Linked DNA regions of Homo sapiens: region 1 is linked to region 2. The links are chromatin contacts, found by Hi-C in ENCODE. All regions are on one chromosome and are shown on one strand. The core of a region is the stretch at or near the end of the contact, and the rest is flanking DNA. Distances in the headings are between cores, read along the strand shown. Region 1 has its middle 76 kb from the start of LINC01163. Region 2 overlaps PTPRE (protein tyrosine phosphatase receptor type E).

Region 1 (5,661 bases), core at 825-3,324, 170 kb before region 2:
CATTGTCTCACAGCTTAGGAGATAGAAGTCCAAAACCAAGGCGTCAGCAGGGCCTTGCTTCCTCTGAGGCCTCTAGGAGAGGACGCTTCCTGCCTCTTCCAGCTCCTGGTGGCACCAGGAGCTCCCTGTCTTGTGGCCACACGACTCCAGTCTCTTCCTCCACCGTCACACAGCGTTCTCCCTGTGTGTCTCTGTGTCTTTGCAGGGCTGTCTTTTTATCAGGGCACCAGCCATTGGGTTAAGGACCCAGGGACCCACTCTACTCCCGTATGACCTCATCGTAACTAATTAAATTTGCAAACAACCTGCTCAAAACAAGGTCCCGTTCTGAGGTGCTGGCTTAGGACTCGGACATATCTTTAGAGGGGTGGGAGGGGAGATGCAATTCAACCCACAGCAAAGCAGTGGGGCTCTGGCTTGAATGCAGCCTCTGTCATGAGCGACCTGATTCCACCTCGCACCCTCCACTGATGTGAGCCATCTCTCCCTGGATGCTAGTTACAGCCTCAAAGAACGCCCCTTGGGGCTGCAGACAGAACTCCGCCCTCATGGAAGAAGCTGCCGGCAAGTGCTGGGCAGAGGGACTAGCTGGGAGGAAATGAAAGCAATTCCTCCAAGATGCTGTCCTCGGGGAGCAGCCTGGCCACCCTGCCTGAAATTGCTGCCGCTGACACCTGCAAGCAAGAAGCTCCTCCGGCCGGGGCTGGCTCCGCCCACTTCTCAGGCCCCGCTGGGCCTCCCGCGGCCGCAGACGCGCGCCCTCTGGCGGCCCCGTCTGGACGCACACGGCCTTGTCCATAGCCCGGGCTAGATGAACTCCCAGCCCCGCCGGCTGGTGACACAGGTGGCACCTCTGCCATCGTGGAAAACCTGCAAACTGACTTTTCAAACTAGCCACCCCGTCCCTCTCAGGCAATACCAAACAGCTGGTAATTCATGCAGAGCAAACTACCACGTCTTAATAACGGAGAAGAGCCCCGGCTCCTAAACGGGACTGTGGAAGGCCGACTCCCTGGGCCGCAGCAGCAGAATTTTATTTCTCAGGACTTTCATGGGCTCTCAATCAGGCCACCGCAGCCACCTCATACATCTTAATAAACCTTACATCAGAGAGAAAGCTTTGAAACGAAATTGTCCAGTAATACGCACTTTCCAATCGAAACACATGGGAGTCTTTAAATATTTACCGCACATAAATAAAGCATGCTATGTAGCTGGCGCTTCTTAGCACCTACGCATGCCACGTATCAATGGACGCTGGATGTCAATATTGATGTATAAATAATAATATTAAGCACAGAAATACACCGCGCCGGGAGAGGTCTAATCGCACTGTCCCCTGGAAATAAACGTTTCTCAGGGCTGTTTCTGAAGGTGGGATATTTGTCTCCCTCCTCACTTGACCCTGAGGGGATGGAGGGCAAGGTGGAGAATGCCCTGAGCAGACACCGGTGCACCGCAGTGCACAGCCAGGGGTGCCACTCCTCCACCTCCGGAGAGACCGGGCGAGGCATCCGCAACCGCGTCAGAGCCTGGCAGCGGCCTGGCAGCATCCCCTGCCCTGGGCCTCGCTAAGGTTCCATGAGGGGTGCGTGGAGCTGGAGAAGAAAGGTGCGAATTCTGCGCTTCCCCGAGGTAGCCCCGGGCGAGCAGGGGGCCAGCTCCAGAGCCTCGGGCCACTGCGCCATTCCTCCCCCTGCGGGAGCTGCTGCTCCAAGGCTGTCCCTGCTGCTCCCGGGGGAAAGGGCAGGGCCGCCGCGGTGGGCGCTGAGCAGGTGGGCTCCAGTCGCCCCTGACTCCCAGGCTGCGCTCCCTGCCAGGCCCGGAGGATGCGCCCGGGGGAGGCGCCCTGGAGGCCGCGCGGGCACCGGAAGCCTGGGGGTGGGCCCCACCCGCGGACAGGTCCTGCTCTTCAGGCTGAGAGTGTGGGCATCACCCGCGAAGACGCCCCGTGGGACAGCAGGGGCGCTGTTCACCCCACCTGTGGGATCGCAGCGGGGGTTGGAGGGAAGGGGGCGTCAGAGATCCCCGGGGCCCCAGGGGTGCCCGGGGCCCCGCGGGAACGCGCAACGCGGCGGGGCGGAGGTGGGGCGTGGCCGGGACAGGCAGGGGCCGCAGGAACTCGCCCCTTCCTCAGCAGTTTAGCCCGCGGAGAAGCGGCACCGCGCCCCCCACTGACGAGGAAACGGGGGCGCCTAAAGGCCCCGGGGTGCTCGCAGAGAAGCGCAGCGCTCCGCTCCCCGGGCCGCGCGGCCCAACCTCCGGAGGGACTGCCCGGGACGTGGACGTGGAGTCTCGCGGCCGCCCCTGGCCCGCGGCCACCCTCCCTGTGTGCTTGAGAAACGGAACCCAGAGGCCTGGCCCGCTCTAGTGGGAGCAGAGACGCCACCCGCGGGCGAGCGGAAGCCTCCCGTGTCCGTGTCCCCGTCCCCTCCCCGTCCCCGTCCCGTCCCCTCCCCGTCCCCGTCCCGTCCCCGCCCCGCCCGGGAAGGCGCGCTCGCCCTCTGGCGGCCGGCCCTGGAAGGGACGCCGTCCGCGGCCGGACTCCACTCCCGTCCATCAAACCAACAAGGTCAAATGCAATCTATTTGTAAAGGCCGCCTCTGATTACTGTGGCAACTGGAGACATCACTGAACCCAAAGTGTGATTAAGCTGCTCCTTGTTCCATATTAATTTGGGAAGGAAAACAGCTTCATTCTCGCTTTTCCACACTCCCTCCTCTGTGCAGGGCATGCCCTCGCTGGCGGGGCTTCCAAGCCCAGGCTCTCCTCCCACGCGGGCCCTGCGGGCTTCCGCAGGCAGCACGGGACAGGGCCGCAGACTCTCAGGCAGCCTGTGGTATGATGAACTGGTCTGCAAGCAAAGAGCCCACCTCCTCAATATTCGTGGGCACTTCCCTTTGAGGGAAGGTCCTGGGGCCGGGCTGCAGTTTCAGGCCCAGCGCAGCAGTCTGCTCCCCCAGGAGCTTGCGCAAAGCCCTTCAGCCCTGTGCCCTATTTCCTCAATGCAGAAGGACATAGAGCCCCACGGGACTATGTGAGAATTAAATGGGAGAATCCATGAAAGGCACTCTTTAAAAATAAACTTAAGGCCAGGCGCGGTGGCTCACACTTGTAATCCCAGCACTTTGGGAGGCCGAGGCGGGCAGATCAAGAGGTCAGGAGATCAAGACCATCCTGGCTAACACCGTAAAACCCCGTCTCTACTAAAAATACAAAAAATTAGCCGGGCGTGGTGGCGGGCGCCTGTAGTCCCAGCTACTCGGGAGGCTGAGGCAGGAGAATGGCGTGAACCCAGGAGGCGGAGCTTACAGTGAGCCGAGATCGCGCCACTGCATTCCAGCGACAGAGCGAGACTCTGTCTCAAAATAAATAAATTTAAAGTTTTTACTTAGAATGGTTTTATAGAAAAGTTGCAGGTAGTACAGAGGTTATCCTTCCCGTTGCCGACATCTTACATGAGTGTGGCACACCCCGCACCACCAGTGAGCCAATATTGATACACTATTATCAGCTGAAGCCCTTCGTTTATTCCCATTTTTTTTTTTTCATTTTTAACTAACGTCCTTTTCCTGCTCCAGGATCCCAGATCACATCTGGTCCTCCTGTTTCCCTAGGCTCTTCTTGGTGATGTCTTCTCTGACTTCCCTTGTTTTTAGTGACCTTGGCAGTTTTGAGGAGTACTAGTCAGCTGTTTTGTAGAATGTCTGTCAACTTGGGTTGGTTTTTCTGACGTTTTTCTGATGATTAGATTGGGGTTAAGGGGCTTGGGGTTCCGTTCACACGATATCATATCAACAGTGCATACTCTCAGCATGTCCACAGCATAGATCATTGTTGACCCTGATCGCCTGGTTGAGATAGTGTTTGTCAGGTTTCTCCGATGTAAAGTGACTCTTTTTCCCTCTTTCCAGGCTGTCCTCTCTGGAAGGAAGTCATTCTGCACAGCCCACACTTACTCAGCTGGGAGTTAGGCGGCACCTCCTGGAGGGTGGAGTGTCTACGTAGATTATTTAGAATTCTTCTGCAGGCAAGATGTGCCTTTCCTCCTCCATTTATTTAATCAGCCATCTATATCAGCATGGACTCATGGGTATTTGTTTTACACTTTAAGTCTTAATTCGGTGCTTTTTTTTATTGACTTGTTCTTAGCTTTGGCCATTGGGAGGTCTTTCAGTTCCTTCCTGTGTTCCTTTAACATAGCCTTAGCATTCTGCTTTTTGAGCACTGACTTCCTTCCTGGCACTACCAGATCCTCCAGGCTCGTCTTGTATATTTCCTGCCCCAGTCCCAGAATTGCCCATTGCTGTAAGCAACTCTGTTTCCCTTTATTGGAAAACGGTATTATAAACCAAGCTCTGGACACAGAGCATACTTGTTGCAATTGGGGGTCATTGCTTCAAGAGGGACTTTTAAAAATCTAGCACACACTAACTGCTCAATAATTGTTGGTTATCAATATTATTAGTACATAGTAGACATTGTACTAAGGGCAGGGGATGTAACTAGCATGTGGAATCAGTCCTCACTGTACTCACAGCCTGGGGGCAAATATGCACTTGTGAAAAACTCTGCTGCACTGTGAGAAGGGCTTTGATGGATACCCAAGGTGTTCAGGGGCACAATAAAGCGGCATTAGAAATGCCACAGAGGACCATGGATGTAAATTATCCTCCGCTGGACTGTTACATGAAAGAAGCAAGCTAAACAATAACATGAATTGTATGATCCCAACTTTGTCATATAAATGAGTGTGTGTGTGTGTGTGTGTGTGTGTGTGTGTGCATTCCAGGAGGTAATTTTTATTTCTAGTATTGTATAGTATGTGGAAGTAACTGGTATAGTTGCCGTGATATGCACTATCCTTACCTCTGAGTGGTGGTATTATAGGTAAGTTCTATGTATTCCTTTTTGTGCTTATCTAAATTTTCTGAAATAAATTCATGAGTATGTCCAACTTCTTTAAACGAATGTTTGGAAGCTAGAAGAAAGGAGCTGGTTTGCTTTCTAGCCAGAAGGTTCCACGGGTCCCTTCTGAGATGCCAGGCAGACCCACGGGAGGGGGCAGGGAGCTGTGGGTATTGGTGGCCGGTGTCTCTGGCACCTGCAGGCCATGCTGCCCGCCGCCCGCCTGGGTGAGTGACGGGGTTGGTGATCTTTGGGGACAGACAGCCACACTGGGGGGGATACTGAGACTCAGTGAGGACTGGGGGTTTTTGTATAAATGTATGGGGTTCGAGTGCAATTGTTACATGCATTAATTGCATTGTGATCAAGCCAGGGCTTTTAGGGTAGCCAGCACCCGAATAACATGCATTGCACCCATTAAGTAATTTTTCATCTTCCACCCTGTCCCACTTCTCACCCTTCCAAGTCTCTGTTGTCTATCTAATTGCTGTTTTGTTCACTGCTATCTGCAGGGCAGAGGGTAGGTGCTCAACAAATTTCTTTAAATGAATTTGTTTGAGAACCACTAAAATGCTGGTACTTGCAAAGTCATAATCAGAAATGTGAATTTTGCTTTTGAGCCAAGAGGACTGTTCTCATCATCTTTCATTTATCATCGTCTGAGTCAAGTTCTTTGTCGCCCTCCCACCAGGCCCATTCTTGGAATTCTGGGGGTTCTGGGGCCTTCTGCAAATCTGGAGCCAAGACCCTATG
Region 2 (5,634 bases), core at 95-2,594:
GCTATCCCTCCCCCCTCCCCCCACCCCACGACAGGCCCCGGTGTGTGATGTTCCCCTTCCTGTGTCCAAGTGTTCTCATTGTTCAATTCCCACCTATGAGTGAGAACCTGTGGTGTTTGGTTTCCTGTCCTTGTGATAGTTTGCTCAGAATGATGGTTTCTAGCTTCATCCATGTCCCTACAAAGGACATGAACTCATCCCTTTTTATGGCTGCATAGTATTCCATGGTGTATATGTGCCACATTTTCTTAATCCAATCTCTCATTGTTGGACATTTGGGTTGGTTCCAAGTCTTTGCTATTGTGAATAGTGCCGCAATAAACATCTGTGTGCATGTGTCTTGATAGCAGCATGATTTATAATCCTTTGGGTATATACCCAGTAATGGGATGGCTGGGTCAAATGGTATTTCTAGTTCTAGATCCTTAAGGAATCACCACACTAACTTCCACAATAGTTTTAAGGCCAATGACAACTTGCCAGTCCCTGGCCATTCACTCTCAGTGGGCTTGCATAAGTGACCTGGTGAGCACAGACATGAATTGGTCCAAATGATGCTTGAAACAGTGATTAAAATCATGCTGGGCCAGACGCGGTGGCTCATGCCTGTAATCCCAGTATTTTGAGAGGCCGAGGCGGGTGGATCATAAGTTCAGGAGTTCAAGACTAGCCTGCCCAGGAAACCCTGTCTCTACTAAAAATACAAAAAAAAAAAAAAAAAAAAAAATTAGCCGGACATGGTGGCAGGCACCTGTAATCCCAGCCACTCAGGAGGCTGAGGCAGAGAATTGCTTGAACCCAGGAGGCGGAGCTTGTAGTGAGCCGAGATCGCACCACTGCACTCCAGCCTGGGCAATAGAGCGAGACTCATATAAAAAAATGCAGAATTTTAAGGATTTGTATTTCATCAGTTTCTGTTGTGAGCCTACCAAATGCTGAGTATGTAGAGCACAAATTGCATGTGATTTCTAGAACTGAGATGAGAAAAGGAGTTTATTTATGATAAAGCAGGTTGTATATTTACTCCCCTCAACAGTCAACCTGCTATCTACTTCATTATAAATCTGTCTTTTTATTCCATCTGATGTCTTTTTAATATTCTTCACTGGGCAAGTTCTTAGGTCAGGCAGCCAGGTAAGCCCCAGAGATGCAAAGAATATAGTCTTGTTTCAGCCCTAAAGTAGCTCATTGAGGAGGAAGGGCAGGCAGAAGAACAGCCACCCTGATACCCCACTCCCATGCTCTGGAGACAAGGCCATGTGCCAAGGAGCAAAGGTGAGGGAGCAATGATTCCTCTTGGCAGTTAATGAAACCTTCCCCAGAAATGCAGTGCAGTGAGTGAGTCATTCAGGACGGAAGGCGAGGGAGACGCAGGCCAGGGGACAGAGGAGTGAAGGGAGCCCAGACAGAACCCACTGTCCAGGCAGTTCACAGTTCTCTGGCATGTGAGAGAAGATGAGTGAGGAGGAAAAGTCTGAAGAGGAATTGGGTAGGTCCTCAATGCTATGCTAGATTTGGCTTGGCCCTAAGGGCTCATTTTCCATTAACAATCTACATTATTAGAGTCTCCTGGGGGCACTAAGGAATGATGCCCACTCCTGTGCCCAACTCCAGATGGAAGAAATCCGAGTATCTGGGGAATAATGGCTTTATATAGACTGAAGTTTGAAAATCTTGGCTACGAGTCATGAGCCGCCAGGAAAGTTTCCAAAGGGAGCCCTGGATGCTGCGCGTCAGCTCCTGACACAGGATAGCCTTTGCGGCCGGAGAGTGGTCCAGGAGCCCGAGCATCACCTGGGAGCATGTGAGGAATGCAGAGTCTCAGGACCATCCCAGACCTCCCACCTTTTATGAAGATTCCTCGGTGGTTCCTCTGCTCATTAATATTTGAGACGTATTGGTCTAAGCAATGGATTAAGAAAGACCAAGCCGGAGGCAATGGGAATGGAAAGGAGGGAGGGAGTTTAGAAGGATTTCAAAGGTAGGGTCCCTGGCAGTGGTGGTCAGTGGGATGTGGGTGATAAGTGGGGCAACAAAGGTATCGGGGTTTCCATCTTGGGAGCTGGGGTGGGAGGGAGCATCATTCATTAGCTGAGACAAGGACAATGGGGGCTCTAGGGTGGGGATAAGGATGATTTTTAGCTGGAGGCATAAGGCAATAATATAAGCTCCCAGTTACTGGGCTCCTATGAAGCGGGATAAGCTACCTGAGGTTCTGAGATAAATGACCTCATCAACCCTCACCGAAATCCTATGAGCAATGTCCTGTTGTTACTGAAGATGAAAGGTTGCATTAGAGAGGACAGTGGAACATTCCTGGGGAGACTGTCTGTAGGAGTTGCATCTGGGGTCTGGGGCCTTGTCAGAAGGGGAGGTGGGCTGCAAGTGCAGCGTGTGGGGGAGGCACTCCTTGTGGGGGTTATTGGGGAGGAAGGCCAGGGTCAAGGTGGCGAGCTGCAGGAAGTCACTGCACTAGGGCCCGAGGAAGGGAGCTCGGCAGGAGACTGGGAAAAGGTGGCTGGGCTCGGGGGAGGGCAGAAGGCAGGTCGAGGTACACACCCAGGGTAGGAAAGGGATTTTCCTGATCCCCGTCCACTTCCCAACATCCCTGCCTCCTCTTTTGGAGTGGTCCCCTCTCTCTCCTCACCCTTTACTTGACCCCACCAGATTTTGAGGTTGAGCGACCTGAGATGGAGTCCTTCCTGGCATCACACTGTCTGGCCCTGTGTAAGGTGATTTGGGTTTTGGACGTCTCAACCAGCCCAGGAGACCCCAGAGTGTAGGGGCTGTCTTGTGTCCCCGTTTCCCAGTCCCTGACTTTCTCTCCGGCACCTCAATAATTGGAGCTTTCAGGGCATTTGAGGGCAAGGGGCCATCCCTGGGCCAGTGCCTCTGAGCAGGAGTTGCCCAGCTGACCCCTCTGGCCCTACCAAACCCGAAAGTGCCCTTTCCAGCTGGCCCAGGATGTCCAGCAGTGGACTGACCCACACTGCCCCCTGCAGCTCCAAGAGGGTAGTGTTTTCTCTCTGCAGCCCGAACCCATCACCTACCTGGTCAAAACCTGCAGCTGTTTGGCTTTCAACTAAGAAACAGATGAGGGTTCTTCTCAAGGAAGCAGGAGACAATGATTTGGGAGCCATACTCAGGTTTCAAAGCCACCGCACTTAAAGAGAGCCCCTGGAATGGGTCCCATGTAATTTCTCATCCAAACCAGGACTTCTTGGAGAGCAAAGGAGGGGGCTAAAATGATTCAAAATATATGCTTCTCTAAAACATTTATTGACCAATGATTTGATTTTATTAAGCTGGGAGGCTATTAAGTAGTTCTATTCACAAAATATTTTTAAAAATTAAACAATCTTTCTGAAAACAAAATAACATATTTTGTGTGTGTGTGTGTGTATATATATACATATATATGTTTTTAAGAAAACTTTTTTTGGATGCCCAGGCCGACAGATCGCTTTGAGCTCAGGAGTTTGAGACCAGCCTGGGCAATATGGCAAAACCCTGTCTCTACAAAAAATACAAAAAATTAGCTGGGCGCGGTGATGGGTGCCTGTGGTCCCAGCTACTTGCTGGACTGAGGTGGGAGGATCACTTGAGCTTGGGAAGCGGAGGTTGCAATAGCCGAGATCATGCCACTGCACTCCAGCCTGGACAACAGAGCCAGACCTTGTGTCAACAACAACAACAACAAATAAAAATAAAAGAAAAAAACCTTTTTGTATTGATTATCTGAAAATAAAATGAGAACGTAAAATAATACTTATTCTCAGCACACATTCACAGGCTCTGATCAATTTCTTAGCCTTATCTGTTCCTAATATGTTTCATTCAATATATTTTTCAATGTTCTTATTCATGTTTTAATTTTTAAAATAAAATTGCCTGCATTTTTTTAGATTAGCATTTTGTGAGCTCTCATCATTTAATTCACTTTATTGCTTCCTTGTTTTTGTAGAAATAAGTTTTAGTGTCTTCCTGTTCATAACCTCATTTGTTTGTTTGAGGCAGAGTCTCACTCTGTTGCCAGACTGGCTCACTGCAGTTTCAACCTCCTGGGCTCAAGGGATCCTCCCATCTCAGCCTCCCAAGTAGCTGGGACTACAGGGATGCACCACCATGACTGGCAAAATTTAAGACTTTTTTTCGTAAAGATGGGGGGGGTCTCACTATGTTGCCCAGGCTAGTCTCAAACTCCTAGACTCAAGCAATCCTCCCGCCCTGACCTCCCAAAGTGCTGGGATTACAGGTGTGAGCCACCACCATGCCCAGCCATAACCTTTGTTTTCAATAATTTTAACTCTATAAAAGTTTCAAAAGCCAAGAGTTCTGTGTGTGTGTCGGTGGGGGGGGTGGTGTGGAGGGGAGGGTTTTGGGTGCTCCATTTATTGAATCCTCCCATAATATATTTCCAACTAGTTTGGAACTAAACTAAACTCACACTTAGGGCCTTGTTTGCAGAAAGATTCACCATCTTTTTAGGACACTTAGGTTTATTTACAAAATAATTCTTTGAAGGCCCGAACATTTCTAGAATCTGATTGATGATGAGCAGGAGAGAGAAAGTGCATACTACAAAGCGGCAGTGTTTTAAAAATTCAACATCAGCCTAATTACCAGGAATTTGCAGTTTAGTTACTCTGTGTACATGTAACTATTTATAAATTTTGACATCAACAGCTTCTATTTTAACTGATGAGATGTCCAATTTGGACACAATTATAAATGCTGTGAGGCTGGGTGCAGTGGCTTATGCCTGTACTCCCAGCATTTTGGGAGGCCGAGGCAGGCAGATCACTTGAGGTCAGGAGTTCGAGACCATCCTGGCCAACATGGCAAAACCCCGCCTCTACTAAAAATACAAAAATTAGATGGGTGATGTGGTGCACGCCTGTAATCCCAGCTGCTCAGGAGGCTGAGACAGGAGAATCGCTTGAACCCGGGAGGCGGAGGTTGCAATGAGCCGAGATTGTGCCACTGCACTCTAGCCTGGGTGACAGAGCGACACTCCATCTTGAATAAATAAATAAGTAAATAAATGATGTGTACACCATAATCAATTCCAAGTACAATACATTTACTACAAATGCCGAGCTTTACCCAAACTTATATAATCATATTCATAATTCCCCCACAAATAATTTTATCATGATGCTGACTCTTCCACTGCCTTTCCTGTGACATTAGTAATTAAGTCAAGGTCTTGCCTTTGACAGGAGGAACATCCAAGTTGTATTGGGATTCCATGAAATGAATAAAAAAATAAAATAAAACTGCTATGGGAATGGACTGATTTTGTTTGAAAATTCCTGCTTGAAAGTGACACTGATGTAACACTGGCATCATCTGATGGTTCGTGAAATTCTTCTACCCTTGGGAGCACTAACAGCTATCACTTCACCTTCTGTAAGCACACAGTGAAACCTGGAATTGAAGATGAGCAAAATTAGCTGAGAATAGTCGTTTGAGCTAAGTGAAAAGTCATGCTTTGTTAGCAGTTTGCAAAGCACCTTCAATTTATCATCCTCAGGTGCAGGGTTCTTCAAGCAGCCGCTTAGTGAATACTGATGATCTCTTAGTAGCTTTTTATTTCTTCCTGGCTTCTACGTGGTCAGCGACACCATTACA

Evidence for each region. A loop is a pair of places that touch in the nucleus more often than their neighbours do. Pooled maps may share reads with other maps.
Region 1: a loop to region 2 is called in a pooled map, with 2.8 times the contacts of the local background. The contact joins two enhancer-like sites. A Hi-C loop is called at or near these places in 2 of 168 maps with a recorded cell type or tissue (B cell and naive thymus-derived CD4-positive, alpha-beta T cell) and 11 of 50 pooled maps.

The regions. Positions count from the first base shown.
Region 1 is chr10:128,207,189-128,212,849 of GRCh38, reverse strand. No RefSeq gene overlaps it. Among named protein-coding and RNA genes, the nearest start is that of LINC01163, 76 kb to the left of the region's middle. RefSeq lists silencers at 683-832, 2,162-2,321, 2,412-2,601 and an enhancer at 2,801-3,362. Within about 2 kb of position 2,074, at least 16 of the 41 ENCODE cell types and tissues checked have a DNase peak (open chromatin) inside an H3K27ac peak, as active enhancers do.
Region 2 is chr10:128,033,051-128,038,684 of GRCh38, reverse strand. The region is part of intron 2 of PTPRE (protein tyrosine phosphatase receptor type E); the gene reads right to left. Among named protein-coding and RNA genes, the nearest start is that of AS-PTPRE, 27 kb to the left of the region's middle. Within about 2 kb of position 1,344, at least 2 of the 41 ENCODE cell types and tissues checked have a DNase peak (open chromatin) inside an H3K27ac peak, as active enhancers do.